Regions from separate parts of the Homo sapiens genome. Here region 2 is linked to region 1. Evidence: read pairs that join two places in POLR2A ChIA-PET (ENCODE). Cell type or tissue: HepG2. All regions are shown on one strand. Links, peaks and the distances in the headings refer to the core of each region. The heading gives the core; the rest is flanking DNA.

Region 1 (4,492 bases), core at 324-4,323:
CCCACTAGAATAGGCAAAACAGAAAAGCCTGGCCACGCCAAGAGCCAGCAAGATCTCACGGCAGCAGCACTGAGCCCGCGGATGAAACTAAATTCGCAGAGCCGCTCAGGAACACAGCCTGGCAGTTTCTGACAAGACCAAACTCACACCTTCCGTACGACTCAGCGATTCCACTCCTAACATTTACCCAAAAGAAAAGGACGTCTACACGTATGTTCGCACAAAGGCTTGAACACAAATGTTCAAAAAGAAGCTTTATTCGTAATAGCCAAAAACTGGAAACATGCCAGACTCCTCAGCTGGCAAATGTATAGCGTACATCCAAACAGAAACCATTCCCCATAAAAATAACAAACTGTGGACACGTGTTGCACACGATGCCCCTCCAAGTACTCTGAGTAGGAAGCCGGACACCAGGGAGCACACAACTGGGGTTTCAGCGACCTGAGCGCTCCAAAGGACAGATCCACACCGACGGCGAGAGGCGGCCCAGAGAACACCTTCCCGTCCAGGGCTGTGGGCCGACAGCAGAGGGCACAAGCAGACCCTCTGGGGGGCTGAACGAAATGGGGGTAGACATCCTCAATCTGTGCACTTACAAGGGGGACATTTTATTGTATATAAATTATGTCCCCTCCAAGAATTTTTATGCATGTTAACCTCTATTTAAAGGAGAGCCCCTACCCTCAAACTGTCAGCCTCCACGTACAGCCACGCCTCACATCATGATGCTCCTGGCAATAACAGACGGCATACATGACGCTGGTCCCATCAAGACCATCCTGGCTAACAGGGTGAAACCCCATCTCTACTAAAAATACAAAAAATCAGCCAGGCGTGGTAGCATACGCCTGCAGTCCCAGCTACTTGGGAGGCTGAGACAGGAGAATTGCTTGAACCCGGGAGGCAGAGGTTGCAGTGAGCCGAAATTGCGCCACTGCACTCCAGCCTGGGCAACAGAGCGAGAATCCATCTCAAAAAAAAAAGAAAAAAGAAAAGTATGGCACACTGACCAGGTGCAGTAGCTCACCACTTTGAGCGGGTGAGATGGGAAGACTGCCTCAGGCCAGGAGTTTAAGACCAGCCTGGGCAACAAAGCAAGAGCCCTTCTCTCTAAAAAAAAAAAAAATTGAAACATCAGCCAGGCACAGTGGCTGTAGTTGCAGCTACTTAGGGGAGGCCAAGGCAGGAGGATCACATGAGCCCAGGAGTTCAAGGCACCACTGCACTCCAGCCTGAGTGACAGAGTGAGGCCCTATCTCCTAAAAAAAAAAAACCCTCCCACATACAATTCTGTAGCATACAGAATACTGGCTAATGATACAGACAGGAGGCAAGGAAATACTGGGTAGAAGAGGGCAATTTCCCAGCAAAGGCCCCACCCTCAAGCCTGGACACCTGCAGCCCTAAATGGGAACAGGCATTCCTGTTTCCGCGCCCAAATGTTGCCTTTTCCAAGACTAATCTGGCCTGCCACGCCCCTATCTGGTGCCCATATAAACCCCAAGCTCCACTGACGAGAGCAAAGTGGCGCAGCAGAGAAGGAGAAAAGAGAAGGAGCGTCTGAATGTCGAGAGGGGTTTGGCTGGGCACCGTCCAGGAGGAGATCGGCTGCGGGACGGCTGAACTCCAGAGGAAGATCATCTTCTCACTCCATCCCCTTGCCAGCTCATCCATCTCACTGAAGGCCACCTCCATCACTCAATAAAATCCCCACAAATGCCATCCTTCAAGTCCGTGTGACCTGATTCTTCCTGGACACCGCACAAGGACTCGGGTACCGAGAGGGCAGGGGGAAAAAGGCTGTCGCCTGACTCTCTGCTGAGCTGGTTAACACTTAGCCATCTGAGAATGGCAACTGCTAAAAGAGCATTCATTGTAATCTACCCCTAGGTGCTACTGTGGGGCGGGAGCCCAAAAGGGCTCACCCGGGCTCCTGCACCTGCCCGTCTGCACGCTCCCCTGCACGCTCCCCTTCCAGCAAATGAGCCACAGCCCCTGTTGCAAGTACCCAGAGCGGGTCAGGGAACTCTCCTGTTTCAATGATAATTAGCAACAATGTTACTGGTTTACATATTCACTACATTCTACTTCCCATCACTGTTTCAGAAATATACTGCATCTACTTATTAAAACTTACAGTTAACTGTAAAGCAGCCTCAGGCAGGTCCTTCAGGAAGAGTCCAGAAGAAGGTACTGATATCATAGGGATGACGGCTCCATGTGTGTTACTGCCCCTGAAGACTGCAGGGAGACGGGACTTGGAGGTGGAGGGCAGTGATGTGGATGATCCTGACTCTGTAGGCCTAGGCTAACGTGTGCTTGTGTCTTGTTTCTAACAAGTAAGTTTAAAAAGTAATAAATAATTTTAAAAATGGAAAAAAGCTCGCTGGGCGTGGTGGCACACGTCTGTAAACCCAGCATTTCTGGAGGCTAAGACAGGCAGATCGCTAGAGCCCAGGAGTCCAAGACCAGTCTGGGCAACACGGTGAAACCTACAAAAAAATACAAAAATTAGCCCGGCATGGTGGCCACGCCTGCCTGTAGTTCCAGCTATCCGGGAGCCTGAGGTGGGAGGATCTCCTGAGCCCAGGAGGTCAAGGCTGCAGTAAGCCATGATTGCGTCACTGCACTCCAGCCTGGGTGACAGAGCTTACAGAATAAGGATACAAAGAAAGTATTTTTTTGCACAGCTGTATAATGTGTTTGTGTTTTAAGCTAAGTGTTACTACAAAAGAGTCAAAAAGTTTGAAAAAGTTAAGTTTATAAAGTTATAGTAAGTCAAGGTTATTACTGAAGAAAGAAAACTGTGTTTTTATAAATTCCATAGTCCCTAAGCATACCCTAAGCATAGAGTGCCCCAGAGCCTACAGCAGCACAGTCATGTCCCAGGCCTCTCAGACTCCCGCAGAGCAACACCCAGTCCTGCAAGCGCCATTCATGGTGAGTGCCCTACACAGATGCACCATTTTTCATCTTTTATCCCCTAGTTTTACTGTACCTTTTCTATGTTTAGATACACAAACTCACTATCGTGTTACAACTGTACACGTCACAAGCCATGCAGGTTTACAGCCCAGGAGCCAGGGGCCGCACCACACAGCCTAAGAGTGTAGCAGGCTGTGCCATCCAGGTTTGTGTTAGTATATTCCACGATGCTCGCACAACGATGACATTGCCTAATGATGCGTTTCTAGAATGTATCCCCATCACTAAGTGGCGCGCGACTGTACCTGGTTTACACATAATTCCAGGAAGTATTTCTAAGCCCACTGCAGGCTGGACGGGAAGACACAGAGGCAGGGCCCGTTAGCTAACCCAGGCTTCAGCCTCCCACCAATGCAAAGACCACCCTGCCTGGCCTTCCCTTAAGACTGAGCCTCCCCTGTCTCCAGCCCAATATTCCCAGGCAGAGCTAACTTGTGCTTATTATATGCTTTTTGCCTTGGCAGAGAAAAATATATGTATTTTTTAAACTATTTCCTTCCAAAATTATTTTTTTTAAGTTTTAGTGCTTGAATTATGCAGAAAAGCATCACTATTCAGAGTAATTTCCTGAGTGTACTACACATAAAACTTCAAGTTTTTCAATTAAAATAAAATGCTACCAGAGATGATCTCCAGATTATATTAAGAAAAAATGTCAAGGTAAAAATTAGCGTATATGCTACATTAGTTATAATAGGAGAAAAAGAATATATGTGTGTATGCATGCGAGTATGTGTATTTTGAACCACATAAATGTTTTATACCCTCAAAATACAAAATGAAACAAAAAAAGTAAAATTGAAAACAAACCAAAACATAACTAAATTGTGTATCAAATTGGTAACATAACCAACACAAAAAAGGATCATTTCAGTGGAGTTTTGAACACAGTACTGATCTAACATCCTTAAAGAATAAATTCTAAAGACAAAGAGTGCAAAGAAACCTTAAACTTTACTCTCATGTTATTGTTGTAATTCTGAATCTGTGTTTAAGTATAGGGTAGCAGAAGCCAAGTAAGTAAATATGTTTATGTTACTAGGATCTAAGCTTTTCTGTGCAAGAGAAGAGATAAAAATACAATTTCACAGAATTTACAGGAGGGGGAGAATGTGCTGTGTTAAAAATGTGACCAGCATGACCAGCACCCCCAGCGCTGCCGAAACTGCTCGAGAGTCATTTTCCTCTAAATGCCATTCCAAGGCTCCTCCGGGAAGAGACAGGCCTGGGACAGGAAATACAGGATGAGGCTGATGTCTTGCACCAGAGGCACCAAACAGGATGGAGCGAAGGCCAGGAGGAGACCCATGGGCACAGGGAGCAGTCCGACATGGCAATGGACAAGCCACTCAGCCCAGGGGGAGAAAAGAGGCCACCTTGAGTGACACATGAAAATTAATCCTGGACAGATTAGTGACTACAAGGAAAAGAAAACTCACAACGCCGACATGAAAACACAGGTGAGTAGGTAAATAACCTCAGGTAGGGAGAGACAGTCTAGCCA
Region 2 (4,492 bases), core at 317-4,316, 92 kb after region 1:
GCAACAGCGGCTGCCTTGGTAGCCAACTAGTATCACTGCTTGCCTGTGGTGCCAGAGATGGTAGAGATGGATCCCGATCCCCGGCCCACTGTGGAGACAGTCCTGGTTGGAAACGTGGCAGGGAGCACCTGCAGTGCCGGAGCTGGGCTCCAGAGCTGACGGGGCCGCCCCTTCCCTGTAGTGGCCCTGGTGAGTCTGTCCCTCCTTCCCTGGGCCGCTCTGAGGACGAGGCCTGGCCAGAAGCCTGGGAGTCAGTGCCTGCTACAATCAGCATTTCCTCTGTGGTTTAGCTCCAGGCGGACGACGTGGGCCGAAGAGAGGAAGCTCAACACAGAGACCTTTGGGGTGTCAGGGAGGTTTCTTCGTGGCCGCAGTTCTCGGGGCGGATTCCGAGGAGGCAGGGGCAATGGGACCACCCGTCGCAACCCCACTTCCCACAGGGCCGGGACTGGCAGGGTGTGAGGGTGCAGCCAAAGGTGAGTGGATGAACCTTCTGGACGCTTTGGTGGGAGGGTGTAGGGTCAGGCACACCTGGAGAGCTTAGGAAGGTGGGGAGCAGGCTCGGTTTCCCAGGAAGAAGAGAGGCCCAGAGGTGTCAAAGCCAAACCGAGGGCCTCGACCCTATGAGTCACCCGGGAGGCTCTTGGCCAACTTCAACCTGCATCTGTGGGGGTAGGATCCAGGCCCCAGCATCCTCCAAGTGAGATTGCAGGTATGGGAGGTGAGGTGGTGCGGGAGTCGCGTGGGCTGGGGGCTCACCACCCAGGTGAAGCCAGCAAGTGAGACCTTGCTCCAAAGCCAGTGTCTTGGCCCAACCCGGCCCTAAGTGAATCAGAGGCTTCATTTTTAACCAGGTCCCAGTGGATTTGTGGGCACCTTAGGGTTTGGGCGGAGCGTCCCACATGGGGTGCCTGGTGCCAACCCCACCCAGCGCCTCGGGACAGCCAGGTGGGCCCTGGAAAGACTAGCCCTCCTGCCACTAGCTGCGTCCCTGTCCCCAGTGTATTGTACAAGTAGGATTCTCAGAGTGGGTTGTGAGAAGAATGGGGGTAGCCAGTCTGACTCTGGGGGCAGGAGGGAGGCTGAGTGGCTCCTGCTCGCCAGCAGGGGCAACAGTGCTAGCTTATCCCAGCAGATGCTTGACTTCCTGTCATCTCTTGCAGGCTCCTACTGAAGTGGCGCATAACTGACGCTGTGTGTGTCAGGACGCGAGGAAAACGCTGCACTTACAGGGAGAGGTGGTCACTTTGTTTACGGAGTTTGGAAGAGACCCATACTGCTACTTGTGTTTTGGACTTAACTGAACTTGGACATGGTCTGAGTTAGAACCACTTGTTTTGGGGAAGTATTCATGGGTAACCTCTTTGAGGTCTCTTTATCTGTGTTTCCTTTTTAGTTGCGCATAGCCTAATTCTAAGGTTTTGGTATTTTGCAAAAAGGTTTCTATAGTGAAAGCTGAATCCTTACTTTGTGACTTTTTTTTTTTTTTTTAATGACAAGCTTTGACTTTTAAAAGTGGAACCAAATCTGTTGGCAGAGGTGGCAGCCAAGTACATCTCTGTAACCCAGCTGGCCCCTGGTGCTGTTGGCCTGGCACCCCACTGCCAAGGGTGGGGTCTCAGGAGTCAGGCAGGGCCAGCACAGGGTGGCGTGGGGGGCAGGGGTGGGTGGGTGGAGGGCACGGAAGGGGTTTTCCCATGGATCATGTTGTATAAGTGAACCAGACCACCCTGATGGCATCCACAGTGATGTCAAGGTTGGGGCTGGCCAGGGGTGGGTGGACTAGAAGCATTTGGGAGTAGTGGCCAGGGGCCCTGGACGCTAGCCACGGAGCTGCTGCACAGAGCCTGGTGTCCACAAGCTTCCAGGTTGGGGTTGGAGCCTGGGATGAGCCCCGGCAGCGCCTTGGCCCTTCTGTGGTCCCTGCCAGCCTCTGACCTGGGCCGGTCAGTCATTGCTGGACTCTGGCCACACACTGGCGTTCTCATCCACTTGGAAACAAGCCAGTCTTTTCTGCAAGGTCAGTTGACCAAGAGCATATTTCCCCTCTGTTGTACATCGTTGTTTTGTGTTTGTGTTGTAACAGTGGGTGGAGGGAGGGTGGGGTCTACATTTGTTGCATGAGTCGATGGGTCAGAACTTTAGTATACGCATGCGTCCTCTGAGTGACAGGGCATTTTGTCGAAAATAAGCACCTTGGTAACTAAACCCCTCTAATAGCTATAAAGGCTTTAGTTCTGTATTGATTAAGTTACTGTAAAAGCTTGGGTTTATTTTTGTAGGACTTAATGGCTAAGAATTAGAACATAGCAAGGGGGCTCCTCTGTTGGAGTAATGTAAATTGTAATTATAAATAAACATGCAAACCTTTAAAATTTTCTTTTCTGATGCTCTAAGAATCCTGTTGACTCTTCTGCCCAAGTCACCTCTGCATCATGTCCAGGTCTGGAGCACACACTTAGGCTGGTGGAATTTGGGGAGACTTGGGCCCCATCAGGTGATGGAACGAGGTGGCTGACCCAATTGGTCGGGTGAAGTGCGGCCAGCAGACCCGGGTTCTCCCTGTGGGCCACCCTTCTGGGATGAATGGCTCTGCTCTCAGAAACTGGATACAAAGTTCTTTTAAAAACCCAGCTCACAGATAACACCTGTATCATAAGCAGTGGCCCCTTTGCCACCTTCCTGCTGCCTCCAAGCTCCCCAGCTCAGGAGCGTTCAGGTTCTCAGGCACCGTAGAGCATGTTACACAGCCATGAGCAAGCTGCACCCTGGACCCACGCAGAAAAACAAAGACATGGCTGGTTCTAGGCTCAGAGCATCCCATTTTAGTCTAATGGGTTTCCAGGTGACCTTAAAAGTGGCCCTCAGAGAGGACGAGGAGACACACCAGCTGCATGAGTTCTCCTTTCATTACCTGCCTGTGGCCATCAGGCTCCACAGCAGAACTGCCAGTGGGGGGCCCTCCCATTTCTTGGGTGGGGGTAATGGGTATCCTTGACCAGCAGAAAAATAAATGTTACGTGTGCCAGATACTGGTGGCCACAGTCCTCACCCAGCTAGAGAACTTGGTGAAACAGGTATTGCCTCCCAGAGCATCGCAAGGTAGTCAGGTTATCGTGTGCCAGCTGACCTTGCTGTTAAAATGTTCATTGTTTTGACAACTGTACATTTTACGCTGAGCTCAAAATGTATCTGGGCCCCTTTACTCCTTTTTAGAAGATACATGCCCAAAACCAAGGACCAGAGGACCCAAAAGCCTTAAACTGTGGGACTAGAAGTCAAAACACAGGAAAGGGCAGAGAATAGCCAGAACCAGTCTTCAACATAGGGGGCAGACGTCAAGATGTGGTCTATGAAAGTCAGACATGCAAAGCTGCTTTGAACAAAGCTGCTGCTCTACAGAATGAACCCAGGGCTACTTGTGTTTGTGTCCTTGACATTATACATTCATTAGGGGACTAGAATGAAGGTCTAAAAGCAAACGGAAGTCATTCTGTGTCTACAACAGAGAAACAGGTCTGCTGAAGGCCAGGTTTCTCTGCAGGACCCAGGGCAGCAGCTCTGACTTCCCAAGGGAGGAACCTGTGTCTCACACTGGCTTACTGTCTTAGCCACAAGGAACAGAAAGGAAAGCTCAATTACGGTGGCTCAGGGTTGAAAAAGAAGGGTGAGAGATGAGAGGACTGCTGTGATTGCACCTAAAGATACACATTCTCTTAAAAAAAAAAACAGGTTAAAAATACGGAAGTTTATTGTAGGACACTCAGTGTGAATAAATGGAATGGAAAGGCCTACACATCGAGACTCATCCATGATTGATATGAATTTAAAAATTACAAGCAAAGACATTTTATTCATCATGATGCTTTCTTTTGTTTCTTCTTTTCGTTTTCTTCTTTTTCTTTTTCAATTTCAGCAACATACTTCTCAATTTCTTCAGGATTTAAAATCTATAGAAAAAAACTTCATGGTTACCTAAGCCACACAAGGTGCCAAGGAACCAGCGCCCTCTTCTGGGGAGGGCGGCCAGGCTTTGGCACTGCTGCTCATACAGCCTCTTTGGAGAGGAACCTCAAGAAAAACAAGAGGATGCTGGCCTGACCTAGACAAGTATTAAGCAGCAGTAGCAGCAGCAGCAGATCTGACTGGCAGCCGCTCAGCATGCCCAGAGAACACGCGTGGACCATCTAATCAGAGGAAGATGGGAATCTTCTCTTTGACGTATGGGGAGCCTCAGAAAGACATTTTCCTAATGTTAAAACCACAGAATGGCCCTATGATGTTTCCTTCGGAACTGGTACTGCTCAGCCCTGATCATGGGAGAAAACTGACAGGTAAAGAAAGCAGACAAACTTGGTGATTACCTTGAGGGATTGATCTCGCCTCATGACAGCAAGTTCAATGTTTTTGCCACCTGACTGAACCACCTTGAAGGGACAGAAGACAGGAGCATTAACCACCTTTCCCTATTCAAGACAAAAGCAGCTCTCAG

The links. ChIA-PET counts read pairs that join two places held together with the same protein. Peaks named below come from ENCODE experiments on the same cell type or tissue, not always from the same donor. Only the 100,000 strongest peaks of a DNase experiment are listed, where the experiment ranks them.
Region 2: POLR2A ChIA-PET joins it to region 1 with 5 read pairs; 13 of 35 experiments call an interaction of 5 or more read pairs at or near these places.

The regions. Positions count from the first base shown.
Region 1 is chr20:62,040,653-62,045,144 of GRCh38, forward strand. The region is part of intron 1 of TAF4 (TATA-box binding protein associated factor 4); the gene reads right to left. Among named protein-coding and RNA genes, the nearest start is that of MIR3195, 22 kb to the right of the region's middle. In HepG2, for the core only: no CTCF peak of the experiment used is centred there; DNase peaks (open chromatin) are centred at 2,599 and 2,899; H3K4me3 peaks cover 1,494 bases.
Region 2 is chr20:62,133,000-62,137,491 of GRCh38, forward strand. LSM14B (LSM family member 14B) reads left to right here. Exons shown (of 9, transcript NM_144703.3): 8 at 291-476; 9 at 1,164-2,375. The coding sequence ends at 462. It overlaps PSMA7 (proteasome 20S subunit alpha 7), which reads right to left. Exons shown (of 7, transcript NM_002792.4): 6 at 4,365-4,427; 7 at 3,734-3,950. The coding sequence ends at 3,858. Among named protein-coding and RNA genes, the nearest start is that of PSMA7, 8.1 kb to the right of the region's middle. RefSeq lists an enhancer at 844-1,343. In HepG2, for the core only: CTCF peaks have their summits at 1,116 (motif pointing right), 1,987 and 4,013 (motif pointing left); DNase peaks (open chromatin) are centred at 1,105, 2,012 and 4,012.